Linked DNA regions of Homo sapiens: region 2 is linked to region 1. Evidence: chromatin loops called from intact Hi-C (ENCODE). Cell type or tissue: ascending aorta. All regions are shown on one strand.

Region 1 (8,000 bases):
GGGTCTCATTTTTTCTACCTCTCTACCCCAGTCAGCAGGATGGCTAAGGGAGGGAGATGGGAGGGGGCAGTAATGGAGATGTCATTATAACATACAGCATTGACTGTGTCTCTCTTCCATGCCAGACAGTTAGCACACAATTCCCTTTATAACTCCATGATATAGGTATTAGCTTTATTTTACAGATGAAGAAATAGTCTCAGAAAGGATAAATTACTTGCCACAGGTTATACAAGCTATTACGTAGCAGAGCCAGGATTTGAACCGAGGCCTGTCTGGCCATAAGGCTTATGTGCTTTCTGAGCTACCTACCATCCTGGATCTTCTATGTCAGTGATAGCAGCCCAGGCCTCAGAGAAACAGATGTTGCTTAAGAATACTAGCTCATCATGCGTGGGTAGGGCATTCCGTGGTTCATTCTTTTGTTCATCAATTCGTTCTACACACACATGCATTTATAGCCAGAAAGCAGAAAGAGATGTGCAAGTCAGAGAGGTGGGGTGGAAAGGGCTGTGTGTGTGGGGAGGAGGGCAAAGTGACATGACAAGTTTGAGGCTACAGAAAATAGAGAATAAAGGAGCTATCATGAGCTCAAAAGCAGGATGGGGGCTGATGCTTTATGTCTGCTCCTGGATGTAGTACTGAATGGGTCTCCGGGTGGTTACAGAAGAGTCTTTGAAGCAACACTAACAGGAAAGCTTCAACCCAGTGGTGGCACTCAGGATCAAACAGCACATTACACCTACACCTACACACGCCTACACACACACACACACACACACAAACACACACACATGAAGAATAAATGTGGAGACAGGTATTTTTAAACAAATACTCCAGAACATACATGATAACACAAGGAGCTGTCTTATAAACTGGAAGGCTATACCTTGATTTTTGTGGTGTTTCTAGTGCTCATCACATGACTATAACCCCTTTTCTTCTCTCTCTTTCTTTCTTTCTTTCTTTCTCTCCCTCTCTCTCTCTCTCTCTCTCTCTTAGATGGAATCTCGCTCTGTCGTCCAGGCTGGAGTGCAGTGGAGCGATCTGGGCTCATTGCAACCTCCGCCTCCCAGATTCAAGTGATTCTCATGCTCAGCCTCCTGAGTAGCTGGGATTACAGGCACCTGCCACCATGCCTGGCTAGAGATAGGGTTTCACCATGTTGGCCAGGCTGGTCTCAAACTCCTGTCCTCAAGTGATCTGCCTGCCTTGGCCTCCCATAGTGCTGGGATTACAGACGTGAGCCACTGTGCCCGGCCTATAACCTCTTTTCAAAAGAGCCAACACTGACTTGGATGTAAAAAGTGGGAAGTCTGTTGAAAAGAGAAGAGAAAAGAATAGGAAAAAACAGTCTCAGTTTATAGTCACAATTTAGTTGTGTGTGTGTATTAAGACTTTAAGGATTATATAAAATGATGTAACTACATAGGAGGAAGTACTATGGGATGTTTGTCCACATAAATTTTCCTTATTTTTCTTTGAGTGTTGAGAATAAATAATAACAGATTGTAATAAAACAAGCCTGACTCACATAGCCACTTAGTCCGAGAGGGAATGTGACCCAGAGCAGGGAGGGACAGAGCTCAGGAATGTGTCACCATGACACATCGATTCCAGGACTCCTCAGGCTTCACCTGCACCTGAGCTATGGACAAAATATGTTTGAGTGCTACAGAGGCTTATTTTTCACTGCTCCATAGTCAGAAGGATGGCAGCTGGGGTGACCATACTATTCCTAAGGGCATCTGATATACATAGGCTTGGAAATCCACAGGGCTGATGAGGTTTAGGGAAGTTCTTCTCCCTCCCATACCAAGTGTGTGCAATACCAGCACCCTCCAGAATTCAAAGCGGGAGAATTGGAGGCAATGATACTGATCGTACACTTCATGAGGAATAAACTGTTGATCATAATCAGCATGAGTGCTAAGGAACAATGGAAGCTTTATAAAGACAAACCTTCCTTTGCAAGTTAATTACAACACATCTCAGAATTACCTAGTGTTTTTTAAATCCTTTAAGAATTTTGAAGGGTGCCATGAAAGTGTCAAATGTAATTATTATGTAGCTTTTTGTTTCATATTGTGTGGGACACATATACTGTAAAGGAAAAATAGTTCTTGACCATGTATGTGGTCCTTCAACTAACATACAACTGCCTTAGGAAGAGCTTTGGCAGTCTCTTCTGTACTAATTCCAAATACCAAATCTCTAAAACTTTGAAATTTTTATCACGCTTAGGAAAACCTAGGCTGGTAATGTAGGCATTCTCCTCCAATCTTCAACCTTTTCTCTTATCTCCTCTTACACTTGGAAAGGAGATGCCACCTTCAACCTTTTCTCATATTTCCTCTTATATTTGGAAGGCAGGAGCCATACTGGTGAAAACAGACCTAGTGTCTTTTAAAGTCACCCTATAGTATAATACTGTGGTTCTCAATTGTTTCCCCCCTTCAATCTCAAACTTTTTTTTTTTTTTTTTTAAGACAGGGTCTCTCTCTGTCGCCCAGGCTGGAGTGCAGTGGCATGATCTTGGCTCACTGCAACCTTCACCTCCTGGGTTCAAGTGATCCTCCTGCCTCAGCCTCCCTGGTAGCTGGGACTACAGGCGAGTCCCACCGCTCCCCGCTAACTTTTGTCTTTCTAGTAGAGACGGGTTTTGCCATGTTGGCCAGGCTGGTCTTGAACTCCTGACCTCAGGTGATCCACCTGCCTCGGCCTCCCAAAGTGCTGGGATTACAGGCGTGAGCCACCGCGCCCAGCCCAATCTCAAACTTTTAATGCATGCAACTCACTCGGATCAGTAGCAGTGGCTCATGGTGGCAGTAATGCAGAGCTGGGTGGCAGAAGGAAAAAATCAATCTGGTTGGTGGGTGGGAATTCTGCCTTGGATTCTCCCCTTAATCATCATAAGCTTTCCAAACCGAATAAAAATTTACAACCTTTTTGGCAATCTTTACTTCATTACCTACCTGGAAGAATTTATGTCCTCAGTGGAGTTTCTTTAACTCCATTAATGTCAATTAGTTGTTTTAGGTGCTGCAAAATGATAATACGTTCTTGGGGACATTTATCCTTTACAACATGCTTTTTATGCTTGTTTGTGTGTTTTGATTTGAAAGACTTAGAGATGCAGGCTAGGGTGACTGGGACAGATATGGGGTCCCTGGCTACTGAATGAGACTTGGGAGGCAGATGACTTGTTTTTATGCCGATAAAGAGTAAAATCTCAAGTTGCGGTTGATTTTAAAATGCAAGCAGGGCTGGAGAGGCCCATGGCAGACCTAGTTTGGGGTGAGCACCCGGATCTGTGAGCTAGTGTTGCTTCAGCATCTCACTGTGTGTGTGTGTGCGCGCGCGTGTGTGTGTGTGCGCGCGCGCGCGCGTGTGTGTAGGCTGGTTCCACCCTTTGCTGTCCCATCGGCACTACCCTTAACCTCCGTCTCTGCGTAACTATATTAATAGAAGGCAACACTTCACATACTGGCGCTCAGACCCCAAAGAGAGGCTGGCAGTGGCTTGGCAGGTGGGCATGCAGCAGGGAGATGGGTGGAGGAGTGGGCGGAGGCATCGTCGAGTGGCGTTAGGCAAAACCAATGGCAGTTCGGGATAGGGGCGGCCGGGGCGGAGGCGCCGAGGCCGATCGGCCAATAGAGGGCGAGCAACTACTGGAGCGACCTGGTGACGTGAGGAGCGTTCCATTTGGCCAGTGGTGGGCGGTTGCCACAGCTGGTTTAGGGCCCCGACCACTGGGGCCCCTTGTCAGGAGGAGACAGCCTCCCGGCCCGGGGAGGACAAGTCGCTGCCACCTTTGGCTGCCGACGTGATTCCCTGGGACGGTCCGTTTCCTGCCGTCAGCTGCCGGCCGAGTTGGGTCTCCGTGGTTCAGGTAACGAGGGGTGGGGGCGGGGGTCTCCTGGGCTCGGCTGCAGGGTGGGCTGCCTCCCCTTCCGCGGCGCCTGGAGGCGGGGACGTCGGCACCGCCCTTCTCAACTCGGCAGCCGCCGAGCCCCTGGCCCGGGGTGACTACACGTGGCGGGGCGTGTGTGAGTGTGTACGAGCGTGTGGCTGCGTGTGCGTGTGGATGTGGCGCGCGTCCCAACCTGCCTGGGGCGGTGGTCCGCGGCGTGGCGGAGTCAGGGCGGGCCTCGAGAGGCCGCGCCCGCGGCTCGGCCCCGGACTCCGGCCTCCGGCCTCCGGCCCCCCGCTGGGGAGCCGGTCGCTGCTTCCCGACGGATTTTGATCTTTGTTCTTCCAGGCCGGCTCCCCCTTCCTGGTCTCCCTTCTCCCGCTGGGCCGGTTTATCGGGAGGAGATTGTCTTCCAGGTTAGTTTTACACAAAGGACGGGTTCTCTGCACCTCTGGGCCCCCCTCCCCTTCCCCGAACCTTCTACCTTCTCGTTTCCCTGCTCCGCTCCTAGGCTGTTTTTGGACCTTTGCCCTCTCCAGCCCGCGAGTTGGCTGTTTCTCCCTCCGTCCGTCGGGCTGCAGGCTTCCGCCTCAGTCCTGCCAGCGTGGGGCATGTGGTGTCGGTAAATAGAGGCCACAACACCACACCTGAGCGGAGGAGAAGGGTAGCAGAGGCTGAGAAACTCTGGGCCTGGGAATTCAGGATGCTGAGTAGAGATGGTACTTAGGACATGTCCCAGAAAGCGCCCTTGTGACTTTTCTTAGCTGCTGCCATTCCCCACCCCCCAACCAGCCATCAGCAGTCACCAACCATTCCAGAATCTCTCCTGCTTAAGTCAGCCTTTCACCTACAGGTCTCTGATGTGGTTTCATTAAGATTCTCACAAATGTTAGGCTAGACCAGCCAGATTGTTTCATTTCCCGGACTCAGGAAGTTGCAGAGGGTTTGATGAGGGGAAATCTGTTTTGTGTAAATACAATGCACGTATGTGCACAGAGCGTCCAGAACCTCCTGGCCCTGCCAGAGGGTGACTTGTTCCCTGCTGTGATTCATATTCGAGTGGCTAATTGAAGAAAGAAGGTGAAGTGGAGGAAGGGAGGGAGGTTTTATAAGGACAGAAACTCTACTATTATTTTTAGAGTCCTTTTAATGATGTTGAAAGAACACTGTGGCATAGTGGAACATGCCCTTGACTGGAAGTTAGCAGTATCAGCATTGCTGCTGTGTGGTCCTGGATAAGTTATTTCCTCTCTCTGGTCCTCAGTTTACTCATTTACAAAACAAAGTATTAATAATTGGCACGATCACCTATAAAATCCTCTCTAGTTCCAAGGTTCTGTGATGATCAGATCATCAGCATTAGATTGGAAGCATAGAGGCTTATTTAAGAAGAAATACTAGCCCCTTTCCTTTTTTGAGAACCTTTTATCATACCTTCTTTTAGAGAACAAACACGAATTGGAAATAAACTTTTCCCACTTCCCCGTCCCCACCCCTTCAGTCAGTTTTCAACTTTCTGTCTCTGGGAAAGGAGGGTTGAACTGTATTTTCTTATTATTGCCTCATTTTTTTTTCTTTTTCTGCTTTTTCTTAGGGCTAGCAATTGGACTTTTGATGATGTTTGACCCAGCGGCAGGAATAGCAGGCAACGTGATTTCAAAGCTGGGCTCAGCCTCTGTTTCTTCTCTCGTGTAATCGCAAAACCCATTTTGGAGCAGGAATTCCAATCATGTCTGTGATGGTGGTGAGAAAGAAGGTGACACGGAAATGGGAGAAACTCCCAGGCAGGAACACCTTTTGCTGTGATGGCCGCGTCATGATGGCCCGGCAAAAGGGCATTTTCTACCTGACCCTTTTCCTCATCCTGGGGACATGTACACTCTTCTTCGCCTTTGAGTGAGTTTCGGTTGAGTAGAGTTACCTGATTATGGTTACTTTGGGTCCAGGGGAAGAACCTGCTTTCTGGGGAGTTTGGGGCTGGTCCTTGGATGACTTTAACGTCCTCTTGAGCGATGTCTGTAGAGATGCCAGCTGAATTCATTGCTTCGTGGTCATCACAGAGTATGTACTTCCTAAAAAGACCAATACCTTTGATACCAATTTTGTAGTACTGATTTGGGGCTGTCCTTGATAGACTTGGGAAATAAGAAAGTTTGTCTTAATTACTCACCTCTCCCTTTTAGTGGTCTCCTTAGAAGCTAAATGACAGATGGCCTCCCCTGCACACAAACCTGAGGGCACCCCTCATTGTTACATTACTCAGCAATCCTCACCTATTTTGTTATTCTGGGTCCTGTTTCCTTAAGGCTCAGCTCTCAGCTAGCTGGTACAGTGAAAAGCCAACTGAGTTGGGAACCTACAGATTAGTTCCAGCCTCAGCTGGACCACATACTAGTTGTGTGCGTGGCACATACGTGCTTATTAGAAGTGAGTTGCTCTTTCCCTCAAAATCACTCAACGTAAACAGCTCTATATTCTGTGTATGTCTGGTACCAGCCTTGGAGTGATTTTTTTTCTGTGGTGTAATACCTCGTACTCGAGCCACTGTTTGAAGTCTGTGTAGGTCTCGTCTCTAGGGGAGGTGGCCGGCTGGATTCTAGGGCACTGTGGCGTGTCTCCTGGGTGTGCTGAGAATGCTCTACACTCTAGGGATGGGAGCATTGCTAATTGTTTTGGGATTACTGTGAGGAGGCCTTTGAGAGCCAAGAGGTGTGTGTGTGGACTGTAAGCCACACCTGAGGTGAGCGTGCTATGGTGTATGTACATGGGTGACCTGGAAATGGAGGGCTTATGCTGGGGTGTGTCCATGGGAGGTAGGAGGGGGCACCTTGGCCAGCCTAGTGGGGAAGTAAAATGAGCTCTGGTCCCTTGGGGCTCATTTTTGTCCTTCTGTGAGGGCTTCAGGCTTTCCCAGTGCACCCAGAGTGATTTTTGGGCTGCTTTGCCAGACTTTTGGGTGGTTGCAGCTGGCTTGAGTAACAGCAGGGGGAGGGAGATCCAGTTTATAACGGGGCTGGGAAAGTAAGGTCAGAGGAACTCTTTGTTAAAGGTCCTTTTGCTGCTGCCGCCGCTACTGCTGACTTTGTGAAGTGTTTAGTGAAGTCAGGCAGGTTGCTGAAGGCTTCTTATTTGCTTTCCAGTTTGAGTTTCCTGAATGAGTGTGTGTGTGTGCATATGTGCACGCACGTGCTTGTGTGTGGTACCAGTGAGCATGTGTAGTCAGGCAGGCATAAGCCCCTAGCATTAAAAATTGTTTTTCCTTCTCCTCACCCTTCTCTCCAAGTATTCCTTGCCTCATTCCTGTCCTGCTTCTTCTTGGAAGTGCAAAGCTGACATCTGTTCTTTATCATTCTTCCTCTCTTTTTCTCTTTTTGTCCCCACCCCCACCTCCAGGTTAAATTTTTATTACAACTATTCCAAACAGAGATGAGCCTTGTTCCCAGGCTTTGAGTTAGTTGGTAGTTCTGGGCCCAGGAAACCTCTGGTTTGACTGGCCAGGGGTACTTGAAATTTGGAGGTATTGCCATTTGTCCCCTTTTGTATCTGGGAGCCAGCAGAAGAATCTGACTGGAATCTGTTCCACTGAGGCCCCTGCAGGCCTCTGAAGAAAACCGCTGGTGGGATGAAGCTTCTAATTAGCCAAGTTACCATTTGACAGAGGCAGGTTGAGTTTTCTACCATGATGACTTCCCCCCGCCCCAGGTTATTTCTTGCATTTTGAAGGGTGAGGTTATTTGTAAAACTTACTTGAGTACCAGCTGTCTGTGTGAAAGACTAAATATTTTTGAAGATAGGGCTGGAGGAGGGAGTAGTGGGAAGAAGAGGGGAGAAGGAAGTAAATGTGTTAGCAGAGGAGTGGAGGGGGGAGGTGGAAATGTGACCACAGAGGAGAGGACCCTGGTGATGAATACTTTGTACATGTGTGGATGTGCGTGCTTGTGTATGTGTGTGTGTGTCTGTCATATACAGACACATAGACACTTTAGGTGGTGGCTGCCTTGTGCCTAGCCAGTGACAGGTTGTACAAGGTACACCAGCATGCCTCTGAGGAATGAAATCTCCTTCTGGTCGGCCTTTTTCTTTGGCA
Region 2 (8,000 bases), 320 kb before region 1:
AAGTCCCTCCAGAACGCTGGAGTTTCAGAGGGAGTTGGGAATCCCTAGGAGGGTTCACCTCCCCCTGCAGCTGAATGTAGAACAAAGTGGTTGGGTCTAATTTGCCAGAAGCCTAGATTATGCTTGGAAGATGATAAATGAACACAACCTCCTTACAGTATTAGGGGGCTGCTGCCCAAAGCTTACTAATCATCACACACATCTTGGTCAAGACCAGTATTCCTTCTCCCTAAAGTCATTCGCGGGTTCAGAATTTGTTTGAAATCGACTTTACTGGGGGTACAATTTACATACGATAAAGTGCACCCATTTGTTTCTTTTAAGACTTTACCTCTCCCCCTACATATTTCATAAGCTAAGGTAACACTGACACATGTCACTAGCACTGACTCGTGAGTTATTGCTAATGCCATCAAGGTCAGGGATTCAAACAGCACAGTTGAGCTGCCATCTTATTTGGGAGGTTGAGCTGCAGGAAGAGACAAACATGACCAAATCCATTTCTGCTGAGAGAAAAACAATTCAGTGCATCAGTGATATACCTGAAAGCAAATTGGAATGTGACTACTCAAGGACGTCCAAGTTACTCAGAATGGCATCTTCCAGTTAATAAGTTTATTAGCTGAGCTAGCAGATATATTTACAGCTAACCCTTTTATCATATATGTGGGTCGCCCATTTCTAAAACCCTACATTATACTACTCAGCATTAAAACTACCCAGATAAGGATTTCCTCTTAGTTGGCTAATCCAAAATCATCCTTATGAATACCAATTTTCATTGTATTATGTATCAATCATCATTGTACAGTATTTTTGGTTTTGATTAGTCTGATGCCTAGTTTGCTGGATCGTTCCCCTCTGTATTGGAAGTTAATGCCCCTGATGATCTTTATCTACAGAATAGCTTTAAGGTGGAGAGGGGTAACTATTAATTAGGTACATCCTGTACACAAAGTAGAAAGGGGCTTTGCCCTTTGCCAATTCACAGCTAGAATTAATGCTAACTTCCTGAGAGATATTAAAAAAACATATGTACATAATAAGATTATTTCAATGTAAGCTTCTAGCAAAAACTTGTCACTGAGTCTACTTTTGTAAGGAAGAAACTTTGATTTCTGAAAATATGATATCTCAAAATGGGCTTCTTGCCCTAATAAAAGGTGTCTGTTACTTCTGTGGGGTGAGACTTTGGGGGATTTCCACTTATATTTTTTGGAATTAATTCAATGAGTATATATTGCTTTTGAAAAAAGATAAAAATATAATTTTTAATTAAAAGGACAGGAAAACTACCTTATTGTACCTATTGTAAAAAAATTAAATGTACTGTACAATGCCCTTTGTGTTAATTGTGCATTATTAAATTACTTTCAAATACATGCAGTTGTTTTCATAGGTACCTGATTATCATGATTTTGACAGTGTTTTCCAGTCTCTTTTGCCATCAGATATAATTAACTTTGTATTTAATCAATCCATGATTATTGGTTTTTACAAATATCAATAAAAATCAATGCAAGGCTGTTAAAATGTTAAGTAAATATAAATAATTTTTACCTTACTTTGGAATTGATACTTTTTTTTTTTTTTTTTGAGATGGAGTCTCGCTCTGTCACCCGGGCTGGAGTGCAGTGACACAATCTCGGCTCACTGCAAGCTCCGCCTCCCAGGTTCACGCCATTCTCCTGCCTCAGCCTCCCAAGTAGCTGGGACTACAGGCGCCCGCCACCACGCCTGGCTAATTTTTTTGTATTTTTAGTAGAGACGGGGTTTCACTGTGTTAGCCAGGCTGGTCTCGATCTCCGGACCTCGTGATCCGCCCGCCTTGGCCTCCCAAAGTGCTGAGATTACAGGCATGAGCCACCGTGCCCGGCCTGGAATTGATACTTTCAATATTTATCCCCTGGCCTAAAGTGATCCACCCTCCTCGGCCTCCCAAAGTGCTGGGATTACAGGCATGAGCCACAGAGCCTGACCATATTTTCAATATTTATCCAAAGGAGCTCTAGATAAAATGTCACCCATTGCCTGCACTTCTGAACACTGATCTACTCTGCTTAATGGGTAAGGGAGCCCTGGATCATCTTCACCACATAATGACTACTTCCTAGGCCTGGCACAGTGGCTCACACGTGTAATCCCAACACTTTGAGAGGCTGAGGCAGCAGGATTGCTTGAGCCCAGGAGTTCAAGACCAGCCTGGGCAACGTAATGAGACTGTCTCTTAAAGAAAACCAAAAAACAAAACTACTTCCTGGGTTAAACTTCACAGAAGGGTGTCTTTGTAGGCCGGGCGAGGTGGCTCATGCCTGTAATCCAAGCACTTTGGGAGGCCGAGGCGGGCGATCACCTGAGATCAGGAGTTCAAGACCAGCCTGGACAACATTGTGGAACCCCGTCTCTACTAAAAATAGAAAAATTAGCAGGGCGCGGTGGCATCTGCCTGTAATCCCAGCTACTCGGGAGGCTGAGGCAGGAGAATTGCTTGAACCTGGGAGGCAGAAGTTGCAGTGAGCCGAGATACTGCCACTGCACTCCAGCCTGGGTGACAAAGGGAGACTCCGTCTCAAGAAAAAAAAAAAAAAAAAAAGAGTATCTTTGTAATTTCTTTCTTTTTCTTTTTTGAAATAGGGTCTCGCTCTGTCATCCAGGCTGGAGTGCACGGGAGCAATCACTGCTCACTGCAGTCTCGATCTCCTAGGCTCAAGTGATCCTCCCATCTCAGCCTCCTGAGTAGCTGGAACCACAGGCACATACCACCACGCCTGGCTAATTTAAAAAAAAAATGGTAGAGATGATGTCTCATTATGTGCTCAGGCTGGTCTGGAACTCCTGGCCTCAAGCAATCTTCCCACTCGTCCTCCCAAAGTACTGGCATTACAGGCATGAGCCACTGCACCCGGCCCTGTAATTTCATTCTCTATCCCCATTCCACCAAAAAAAAAAAAAAAGTAACTTCATTACCTCCAAAGTTAGGGCCCAACTCTTGCCAGTTCAAATCTGGCCCCCCACCATACTTGCCTGTCTTTATCACTACTTCTTTATTTTTTTCTTTTTGGAGACAGAGTCTTGCTCCATCATCCAGGCTGGAGTGCAGTGGCACAATCTTGGCTCACTGCAGCCTCCACCTGGCAGGTTCAAGCGAGTCTCCTGCCTCAGTCTCCCTAGTAGCTGGGATTACAGGCGCATGCCATGGCGCCCGGCTAATTTTTGGATTTTTTGTAGAGACGGGGTTTCACCATGTTGGCCAGACTGGTCTTAAACTCCTGACCTAAAGTGATTCACCCGCCTAGGCCTCCCAAAGTGCTGGGATTACAGGCATGAGCCACGGAGCCTGACCACATCAATACTTCTTAGTATGTACTCTCTATCATTGTCCCCCGAAAATGTGCTGGGTTTTGGTTTTTTAAAACAGTTCCAAGCCTTTTCATTTAACAAACAGCATGGTGCTTCCTCTAAGACACTTTACAAATATTAGCTCATTTAGTCTTCCGAACACCCTCCTGAGATTTGTAGATGAGGAAAATGAGGCACAATTAAGTGACTTGCCCAGGTGGCAGAGCCAGGATTCAATGTGGGTTGGTCTGGATCCAAGGTCAACATGTTTAACAATGAAAAATGTTATCTTTGGTCCGAAAGTATTCACCATCTGAAATATCAATCCTTTTCCTCTACTGTTTGAATTTTACTACTCATCCTTCAAGACACAACTCAAATAACTTCTTACACGAAGTTCTACCATAGTGATTCCATCCCATAGTCTTCTCTCTTGCTCTGTCCGGCACTACACCAGATATTATTTCAATGACCGGTATATGTCATCTCCCCAACTAGACAGTGGCCACTTCCTATATAGATGCTATGTCCAAATAAACCCATTGTAAACTGAAAATATCGTTAAGTCGAAACTGCATTTAATACCCTGATAAACCCATCATAAAGTCAAAAAACCGTAAGTTGAACCATGCTTAAGTCCAGATGCTCCTCGACTGACATGGGGTTAGGTCTCATTAAACCCATCATAAAGTCGAAAAATTGTAAGTCGAACCATTGTGAGGGGTAAGTCGGGGACCATCCGTACTTTTCATACCCAACAGAGCCCCTTTTATAGTACAATCCAAGAGGTAAGTGCTCAATAAATACTTGTTAAATGAATATGTAAGCTGAATCTTTGAAACAGGCACATTGTATGTTCTGCATGCAGCCAAAACATTATTTCCAATTTAGCTTATATCTGGCAGAGTCAAAACACTTATTTACACTCAGCCCCTCACCCTACTCCCATAACTGAAAGTTCTGCTTAGCAGACTTCTCTTCCCAGAAAGTCCGAGAAGCACGAACGCTTTTTGCTAACATCCTGCTCCCAAGCACAGAAACCACAGCAGGAGACTGTGTGTATCTGTAGCACCTGGTATACAGCATCTAGGACACACAACTGAACTAATAAATAAAGGTGACAGGCGGGAAGAAGAGCGCAGAATTACTTGTCCAGGAAACGGGTTGGGTGGGAAAGAGCCGGCAACTGGTAAAAGATGGAAGTACACGCCGGATCTGGGAAGCCAGGTTCCGCGCCTCGGACTCATGGAAAAACTGGATCTGGATCACTGCAAAAGAATCAGGAAGGCTTCGGTATCAAGTAACTGGTGTCCTAAAACCAAAAAACAAAGTGCGATGCCGGGGCTACGCTGTTGTGAGATGCTGTTATCAGTTCTCGTCACCAACACAGCGGCAGCACCAGGCACAACCGCCAATCAAAGCGGCCCCACGAGTCCCTCCTTGAACAGGTTCCTTAACTCGTTCAGTCCAACACTGTGCCACAAACTCGCGAAAACCGGCTACCTAGAGCCAGCGTCTTTGCGAGCTTGCGGCCAGCTAGTGCATGCGCAAATCCTCTCGCCGTGCGGACCAATCGCAATGCGGCAGCGAGTGCTACGCCTGCGCAGTAGGCCTCCGGTCGCCGTTCCCCTTCCCCGGCTCTAGCAGGCCGGCTTCTCTGTCCAATGCCCACCCGGAGCTGGGAGGAGGAGTCTGCGTAATGTGCGTGTGAAGAGACTGGGGGAGCTGGCCGGGGCTCACGGTGTTTGACCCGTCGGTCGTGCGTGAGAGGAAAGGGAAGGAGGAGGTCCCGAATAGCGGTCGCCGAAATGTTCCGGTGTGGAGGCCTGGCGGCGGGTGCTTTGAAGCAGAAGCTGGTGCCCTTGGTGCGGACCGTGTGCGTCCGAAGCCCGAGGCAGAGGAACCGGCTCCCAGGTGACTGACCCATTCCAGGCAACCTCCAAGTCCGAGGGCCTGGCGCCTTAGGCTCCCTGTGCCTTGCAGCCCTCTACCCCCGCGTCCCCGCGAGAAACTTAACACATAGTCACGTGAATTCCAAATTGGCAGACTCCGAACCCTGAGTCTTGCAAGCGGAGGAATTGGCTCAGCCATGCCGACCTGACCTTCAAGAGATTTGAACCCAGTAGTCGGCTTGAGGCCTTTTCCCGGGAGCGTTTGCTGTTCAGGGATCCCAGAACAACTGGCTGTCGGCGCCTCCCCGGCATCCCCACCCCCCACCCCCCTTTTTAGAGCAATGAGGTCAAGTAGACTTTGTCATTTACCGATTGAGACTTTAAACAGGACGTTTAAGCCCTACGCCTAAGTTTCTTGTGTAAATGAGGGTGTTATCTGCTCAGCCTTCCAAACCACAGATGAGATCCATGGATTTGAATGCCCAGTGAAACAGAAACGGTGCAGGGCAAGTAAGGAGTCGGTTGGTTGTGTACCAGACACCCAGAGAATTGGCCCAGACTTAATTGGAGATGCCTGAGCCGTGTACTTCTTGGTGGTCTTTAAGGCTTCAAAGAAACAGTTTGCAGAACGCATTGTATTTTGTTCTCCATTAAGTTGTTTCATCAAATTTTAGAGCTGGAAGGGATTTTGTGGTAAAGGTCAACCCACTCATTTTATAGATAATAAACTGAGGCACAGAGAGGTGAAATTACTTGCCAAAGGTCACATAGTTAATTAATAGGTAGAGCTAAGGATAGTTTGCTAGCCTCCAGGTCCTTAATCCCTTCGCTGCAACTCCATACTGCTTCCTAAAGTTGACCTCAAAAAGTTAAGAATGAATTCGGGTCTCTTCCCAGTAATTAGCCCATTGTACATCAGATATCCGTGAATTTATCTGAGCATGGCTTGAGCCTGCTTCTTTTCGTACTGCGTTACTTCATGGGGGCAATGAATGATCCACCTGTAGGAGTTGCTTTGAAAAAAAAATCAGTAATCCTTCAATGTCCACCCCTAGGGCATTTGCAATGTCAGAAGTTATCCTTGAGGCTTTTACAATACAGAAACACCTGGGTGCTTTAAAAATAAAAAGTGGAAAATATTTTCCTTGGGTTGTTAGGGTCTTTGCAAATGTGCATTTGAACAGTTTTTCCAGTTGCTATGCACAATGAAAATGTTTCCTGATAGGTGTATTTGAGTTATGTCCTGGGACATACTGCTCTTGGAACTTAAAACCTCTGCTTAGCTTTTAAACTAATGCCTTATCAATGGATGTCATCTTTGAGGGTTTTGTGTATTGAAATGATGGTGCTCTGTGCTTGTTGCACAGAAATTGAGATAACCTGAATTTTTTTTTTTTTTTTTTTTGAGACGGAGTCTCGCTTTGTCGCCCAGGCTGGAGTGCAGTGGCGCGATCTCGGCTCACTGCAATCTCCGCCTCCCGGATTCACGCCATTCTTCTGCCTCAGCCTCCAGAGTAGCTGGGACTACAGGCACCCGCCACCACGCCCGGCTAATTTTTTTTTTTTTTTTTTTGTATTTTTAGTAGAGACAAGGTTTCACCATGTTAACCAGGATGGTCTCGATCTCCTGACCTCGTGATCCGCCCACCTCGGCCTCCCAAAGCGCTGGGATTACAGGCGTGAGCCACCGCGCCCGGCGATAACCTGAATTTTTTCATCCACACTGGCCTTTCAAACTTTGAGTAGTTGTTTTGCTTAAGTCTCACAACTTTTACCAGCATTCTAAAGTCTGACCAAAAGTTCTCATCAATTAAATATGCATTTGCAAAGTTAAGTTGATTTATTAGACATTGGAAAGTGGTTGGTGTTGTTAGAACTACTGAAAAATACAGACTCAAATGGTTTTTTCCACTGCATGTCTTTGTTTGAAGGCAGTCTACTGTAGAATATATTCGGACTTCCTGACATATCCATCCATCTCTTTGCATACACTTGTTCTTTGTCCTTTGGCCGTGCACCAAAGTATGACATCATCTGCCTTTAAAAATGGGTGAGGGTAGTGTTAAATTTTCAAAAAGAAGTTCTGATACTCTCATTTTAGGAATTAACTCTGTTTTGTGGCTTGATTCCTAACTGCTTTTAATCTGATTTCTTTTTCATGTAGTAGCATCTACCGTGTGTTTTTGCACAGGTGGGAAAGAGCAAGGTTCGTTTATACACCATTTCTCCCTCCACCTTACCTTTAAACTTTTTTTTTTTTTTTTTTTTGAGGCGGAGTCTCGCTCAGTTTCCCAGAGTGCAGTGGCACGATCTTGGCTCACTGCAACCTCTGCCTGCTGGGTTCAAGCAATTCTCCTGCGTCAGCCTCCCAAGTAGCTGGGACTACAGGCATGCACCACCACGCCGGGCTAATTTTTTGTATTTTTAGTAGAGACGGGGTTTCACCATGCTGGCCAGGCTGGTCTCAAACTCCTGACCTTGTGATCCACCTGCTTCAGCCTCCCAAACCTTTAAACTTTAAACCTGCCTTGCAACTATCTCGTTGACATCTGTCACCATTGTCAGGTTCATTTCCATTATATGTTGCATTCTGCCTTAAAACCATGATAGCTACTATTTGTTTATTTACTTTATTTATTTGGATGCTCTGCCTCCTTCCAGAGATGATTGAAGGTAACTCATAGTCATCACTCTATGTCTGCATTCAGACACAGAGGAGCAGATAGGTTAGATAATAGACATTTTCTGTTCTATAATATTTTGTTTGGT

Evidence for each region. A loop is a pair of places that touch in the nucleus more often than their neighbours do. Peaks named below come from ENCODE experiments on the same cell type or tissue, not always from the same donor. Only the 100,000 strongest peaks of a DNase experiment are listed, where the experiment ranks them.
Region 2: it touches region 1 in a loop (5-fold over the local background); 2 of 110 quality-filtered maps call a loop at or near these places.

What each region holds. Positions count from the first base shown.
Region 1 is chrX:129,839,588-129,847,587 of GRCh38, reverse strand. It overlaps ZDHHC9 (zDHHC palmitoyltransferase 9), which reads left to right and starts at 3,702. Exons shown (of 11, transcript NM_016032.4): 1 at 3,702-3,892; 2 at 4,262-4,329; 3 at 5,508-5,809. The coding sequence starts at 5,643. In ascending aorta, no CTCF peak of the experiment used is centred here; DNase peaks (open chromatin) are centred at 3,627, 4,197 and 4,886; H3K4me3 peaks cover 1,858 bases; H3K27ac peaks cover 1,215 bases.
Region 2 is chrX:130,162,804-130,170,803 of GRCh38, reverse strand. It overlaps AIFM1 (apoptosis inducing factor mitochondria associated 1), which reads left to right and starts at 4,963. Exons shown (of 16, transcript NM_004208.4): 1 at 4,963-5,253. The coding sequence starts at 5,148. It also overlaps a transcript of RAB33A not described here. RefSeq lists enhancers at 69-118, 4,975-5,314. In ascending aorta, no CTCF peak of the experiment used is centred here; DNase peaks (open chromatin) are centred at 4,603 and 4,963; H3K4me3 peaks cover 2,448 bases; H3K27ac peaks cover 2,161 bases.